2 separate regions of the Homo sapiens genome follow, and region 1 is linked to region 2. A link is a contact called in ENCODE Hi-C data. All regions are on one chromosome and are shown on one strand. Each heading gives the region's core, a stretch centred on a gene start or an enhancer-like site at or near the end of the contact. The rest is flanking DNA. Distances are from core to core; before and after follow the strand shown. Region 1 overlaps ENOX1 (ecto-NOX disulfide-thiol exchanger 1). Region 2 overlaps LINC00400 (long intergenic non-protein coding RNA 400).

Region 1 (2,700 bases), core at 80-2,579, 150 kb after region 2:
GTAAACACCACTCAGTGTCATACTGCAGCCCTGAATCTATTCCTCAGACAAGGCTGCCTGGAAGAGGCTATATTATGTTTCTTGGGCCAGAGCGCTAACAGAAAAAAAATCCTAATAATTTCTGACTTAATATAACTTCTCAGTATATTAAAAATTCAGAAATTGGAAAGGGAAACTTTTTATTTCTCTCTCTTCTCTTTCTTTCTTTCTGGAATACTGTACTAAATTAAAGAGTTTTGAAAAAATGTGTCATCAAGCTTCCATAATAAAATTTACCTTATGAGACTGCACAATGAATCCACTATCCAAATAAGTATAAGGATTAAAAAAAAAAAAAGTACAGTGTGCATCTTTCGGTAGGAATTCCTAAGGAGTGCACCGAGTGCCAATAAATGGAATATGTAAGAGACACCCCATGTGGATTACCAATTTCCGATAATAAAAAAAGAATAGAATTAGACACCTTAAATGTCAACCGGACTGAATGTGATTAAATATTTTGTTGGTGATTTTAAAGGCACTGCTGAATCTAGTGGTGCCTCTGGATTACCATCAATTAATTCACCAGCCACCCATTTATGTATTTATTAAGAAAACATGGTGAGGAGCTGTAGCATTCACAAGAAGCTTAAGGCCAGCACAGTCACCCATTTCTAGTTACTCAGTAATTTAGAAAAATTCTGAATACTGGAATTTTCTGATTGGATCAAAAATGAAATAATAAAATTGGAAAAATTTTGCTAGGCAAGATTGTTATACTTCAAAACTTAGCACTAGACTAAAAAATGACCAAAGTGACACTAATGTATGAAAATCAATCCAAAGGTTGAACGGCACTGCTGAAGAAAAGGCTTAAAGGTATTGCGGCATCTTGTTATATTCTTTACTAGATTCTATATAAACCATTATTCTTTATATTAATTATGGTCAAAGTGACCTCCTCTTCTGTCTCCTGTCTTACTGTGTTTCCATGGGAACAGATAATGCCATGCTTAACTTCTTTAAGTAAATAATCTGGAGAAAGCCTTGAAATCTCTTTTACCAGCCTGAGCCAGCCTCAGAAAAATAGTTAGCAATATATGAAAAATGTAAGTTGTTTTGGGTTATGTCCCAGTAAGCTGACAGTCTGTTAATATCTTTTTCATGCTCAGGCAAGATGTAACTAAATAATAAAACATTTTAACATATCGTTTCTAACAATATCTGTGTTTCTCCAGAACTCTTAGTCTTTGTGTGTTTGGGGAACTCTGTGTTTAACATTCCCCCTCCACTTTGCCAGATGTCCTCCTGAAATGCTGGAAGGACGCTGCTGAACTGTAGATTTCCTTCCCACATGCAAAGAAAGTCTTTTTCAAGAATTTCATTGGCTGCTACCCAGGAAGGCAGTTGTACCGATAGCCCCTGAACACAGGAGGGCAGAGGCAGGCTGGCCTGGCAAATGTCACCACAATATCTGTGTGCCTTCAACGGCTGCCTCCTCAGCCACGATCCTGCCTCCTGCTCCACTAGGAAAGGGAGCTGTAGTTATGGCCCAGTGACAGGGACTCTCTCCAGCTTCTATCTGCTTCTCTGCATTCTGAATCTTCTTGTGAGGTGCCTTGAGGCCTTTAGAAGCTATTCTGTGGCAGAGACATTATCACGCTGTGTACTCAAACTCATGCTTCTCTTTGTATAGAGCAGTGTTGCTCCTGAGAGGTGACTGCCCTAGAGGGTGCCATGTGAGCAGTCTCATCAATGGAGTGTGAGGGGGAGTGAGGATGCCTTCTGCACAGTCCCTCAGTCTCTGCCTGCTGCTGGAATAGGCTTGGGTCTCTGAGTCACCACATGGAGGAAAGGTGCCCACAGGCCCAGAATATCTGCCTTGGACTGTTGTGTGCCCAAAAAGTAACACTTTTTTTTTTGGTTAGGCCATCTTTATACAGCAGCTGGTGTTACTCTAACCCAGTGTTCTCCAAACATTGGCCTGCATTACAAGCTCCTGGCGGGCATATTAAAACACACTTTTCTGGGCCCTACCCTCAGTTTCCAGTTCAGTTTGTCTGGGAGGAAGCCCAAGAATTAGCATTCTTCCAAGTCCCCCAGGTGGTGCTGATGCTGCTGGTGCAGAGACCACACTTTGAGAGCCACTGCTCAGACCGCTGCTCATTCTATCCCGATTCCTAAACTGGGGTTGTGGTTGGCTTGTTTGGAGAAATGCTTCTGAAAGAACCACATGCTTGGCTTGTCATTCTGGTTTTATTCCTTGATCTCCTTTTGTATGAGCCCCGACTCCATGTTCTGCACCTGGGAAGGCAGCCCTGTTGCATCCCTGTGCCCAGGTCCCATGAGCTCAGCTTGCCCCGTGCCCTGGCTATCTCCTATGGAAGATTTGGGCAAAAGGCACAGTCACTATTCTGCTTTCTTCAAATAACAGTAGCAGTAATGGGAATAGCAACAGTGGTAGTGACAGCTAATGATTTTTATGTGCCAGGCACTGAGGTAAGCATATTCTTTACACAGTATCCTTTCACCATCATGAAAACATGATACAGTCAATATGATTATTATTTCTATTTTCCAGATGATGGAAGTGAGTTTATGGGAGACAGAGGTTGCTGGTTGGAGGTAAAAGGTGTGGCTCTAGGACTATATTCCTCCATGTAATGCCACCAGGCTAGCTTAGCTCCATGTAAGTGCCGCCCATCCCAGAGAAAGGAGTAA
Region 2 (2,700 bases), core at 120-2,619:
GAGAAGTTCCTGCAAGAGAATTGTGAGGTTTTAGTGGACAGGTGAATGTAGAGCAGGAGAAATAATCAGGAGTAGCATCAAGATTGGAGACTGGGGAGGCAGGTGTTTGGTGAATCCATTAACCTAGAGAAAAGATTATTAAGGGAAGAGGAGGTATGTGGGAGAGACTAACTTAGAGTTAGATGTATTACACACACAGTAGGTGCAGAACGCCTGGCTCTACTGTGTCTGCTGTTTCAGGAGGTGCTTGGAAACATAGGTCTCCCTCTCAGAAAAGAGCTCCAGGCCAGCACATACACATGTGTATGTGTGTGTGTCCCCTTACAGAGCAGAATAACCCACATCAATAAGCAGTCAGTTCTAGACAGATTCAGATTCTGGGACATTAGTATTCCTGACTATTTCTATCCTCCTCAAAGCATCAGGCCATGGAGATGCCCCTGGAATCCCATCACAAGTGTATGTGAAGTAGAAGTAGACGTCACTGGAGTGTAGGTGAAATAGAAGCCATGAGGGTTGAATAAAATTGCTTAAGAAGAGCATTATATTGGTTTCCCAGGGCTACTATAACACATTACCATAAAGCAGGGTAGCATGAAACAACAGAAATTTATTCTCACACAGTTTCGGAGGCCAGAAATTTGAAATCAAGGTGTCAGCAGGGCTGTGCTCCCCCTGAAGTCCCTAAAGAAGGACCCTTCCTTGACTCTTCCTAGCTTCTGGTAGTTGCTGTCCATCCTTGCCATTCCTTGGCTTCCATCTGCACCACTCCTATCGCTACCTCCATAGCCACATGGCCTTCTTCCCTCTGTGCCTTCCTATCTCTGTGTGCCCTCTCCTCTTCTTACAAGCACATTGGTCACATTAGATCTAGGGCCCACTCTAATCCCATAGGACCTCATCTTAACTATTTATATCTGCAAGATCCTAGGTCCAACTGAGGTCACATTCTGAGGTTCTCAGTTGGATCTGAATTTGGGGTTGGGGAGTGCTATTTAACCCACTATAATGGTGAAGAGAGAAAAAGAGAAAGCTAAAGGCAGAATCATGAGACGCACGAACATTCTGGTCGTTAGTAGGGAAGTGTTAGCAAAGGAAAGAGAAAGAGAGAGAGAGAGACCACATTCCTAGCTGCTGAGAGGCCGGGTGGGGATGCAAGCAGGTAACTGTGTGTGACCATCAGAAAACACTGGTAACGGCAGTTGGGTGACTAACTAATATATTTCACCCAGGACTAGAGTGGCAGTCCAGGATGCAGAACTTTCGGTGCTAAAACCCAACAGTACCAAGCACACTGGAATGGTTGGACACTCTACCTGGGAACCAGCAGTTCTATTAGAACTGAATGTGGGGAGAACGCACGGCTGAAGCTTAATGGCTTGGGGAATGAGTAAGCCTTAAGAAATGTACTTGCCTGGGGCGTGATTCTGGTTGCGTTGTTTTTCTGACAATTCAACCACATTTGGAATTTTCTTACGTAGGATATGGGCTTGAGTTTTTAATTTAAAGTCTTCGGGTAAGGTCAGCTCAGTCCCTAACCACCGGACATCGTGGAACAACCAAGTTATTGGAGATTAAAGTGTCCTTCAACTGTCATGAATGCCACTCTGACCCTCCTTGTCTGGAGGGGACCTCCAGGGCATGCTATTTAAATGAACCCAATTTTGAAAGTTCACCTATCTCTACTGAATGTGATAGCTATCTTGCTCTGCCTTCAGAGCACTTATCTTCAAAGTATTCAGCGCCAGGCAAAAGCCTTGATTTTTCCTTGAAAAAGAAATTGTCAGGATGTCTGAATCCATCCAGACCTTTGCATGTGTGATTTCATTATTCATAGTCAGCATTCCTCTTCTGGCTTTTGATCTGTAGTTTACAGAATGTGTGCATAAGGAGGCTCTCTTTCCCATAAACTGATCTCTTTACCCTCTCAGCCCGGAATAACTTTCCATTTATTCTTTTGATAAAGCGTTGATGCCGTGAGCCAGCATACATTAAATTTATCATGATACAAACACAGCACTACACTCTTATCCAGCCCAGATCAGCAACCAGATCACTGCCAGTGCCCCTCAAGTGTCTCTGATGATGAACAGCAAAGGGGACCTGTGGAATTTCTCACGACCATCAAATCTGAAGAAGGAATTCTTCTGAGAGCAGTTTGCAAAGTCTATCACCAGTATCCTGACTCTATTATTAGCTTGCAAGGTAGTTAAAGATATCTTCTCAGCCTTGACTCACTAATAAGCACTTTTAAATATATATCAAAAAGCCCTCTTAATTAAAATGCTTCAACTGCTTTCTACCTCTCTTCTGATAAATGCCAATATCATTAACATGGCTGCTCAGAACCCTGCCTGCCTCTCCAGTCTTGCCTGGCCCCAGACTCCTCTTTCCCTTCTGCTACTTCCCCTAAGTTGAATATTTTTCATTCTTCTTTCACCTGCTTATCTCCTACTCATCCTTCTCTTGTCATGTCAATTATCACTTTCTTGAGGAAGCTTTTCCTAACCCACCCCATGTCCCATCCACCTACTTGCCCCTGATCCCCAGGATACGTTAGAGACCTTTGCTTTCACAGAACTGCTACCAAGTCAAGATAGGCTGACATGTGACCATAGCAAGCACCACCAAAACCTCAGGGTGGATGAATGAGGATCCACACTGCTTGAGACACTCAGCTTCCAAGGCCAAGTCCATGAA

What was found. Hi-C counts contacts between places; a loop is a spot of excess contacts on that map.
Region 1: a loop to region 2 is called in a map of MCF 10A, with 2.7 times the contacts of the local background. The contact joins two enhancer-like sites. A Hi-C loop is called at or near these places in 3 of 168 maps with a recorded cell type or tissue (MCF 10A, PC-3 and PC-9).

The regions. Positions count from the first base shown.
Region 1 is chr13:43,301,787-43,304,486 of GRCh38, forward strand. All of the region lies in intron 11 of ENOX1 (ecto-NOX disulfide-thiol exchanger 1), which reads right to left. Among named protein-coding and RNA genes, the nearest start is that of ENOX1-AS2, 150 kb to the right of the region's middle. RefSeq lists an enhancer at 1,491-1,720. Within about 2 kb of position 1,330, at least 10 of the 41 ENCODE cell types and tissues checked have a DNase peak (open chromatin) inside an H3K27ac peak, as active enhancers do.
Region 2 is chr13:43,152,487-43,155,186 of GRCh38, forward strand. All of the region lies in intron 1 of LINC00400 (long intergenic non-protein coding RNA 400), which reads left to right. Among named protein-coding and RNA genes, the nearest start is that of LINC00400, 41 kb to the left of the region's middle. RefSeq lists an enhancer at 1,226-1,749. Within about 2 kb of position 1,370, at least 3 of the 41 ENCODE cell types and tissues checked have a DNase peak (open chromatin) inside an H3K27ac peak, as active enhancers do.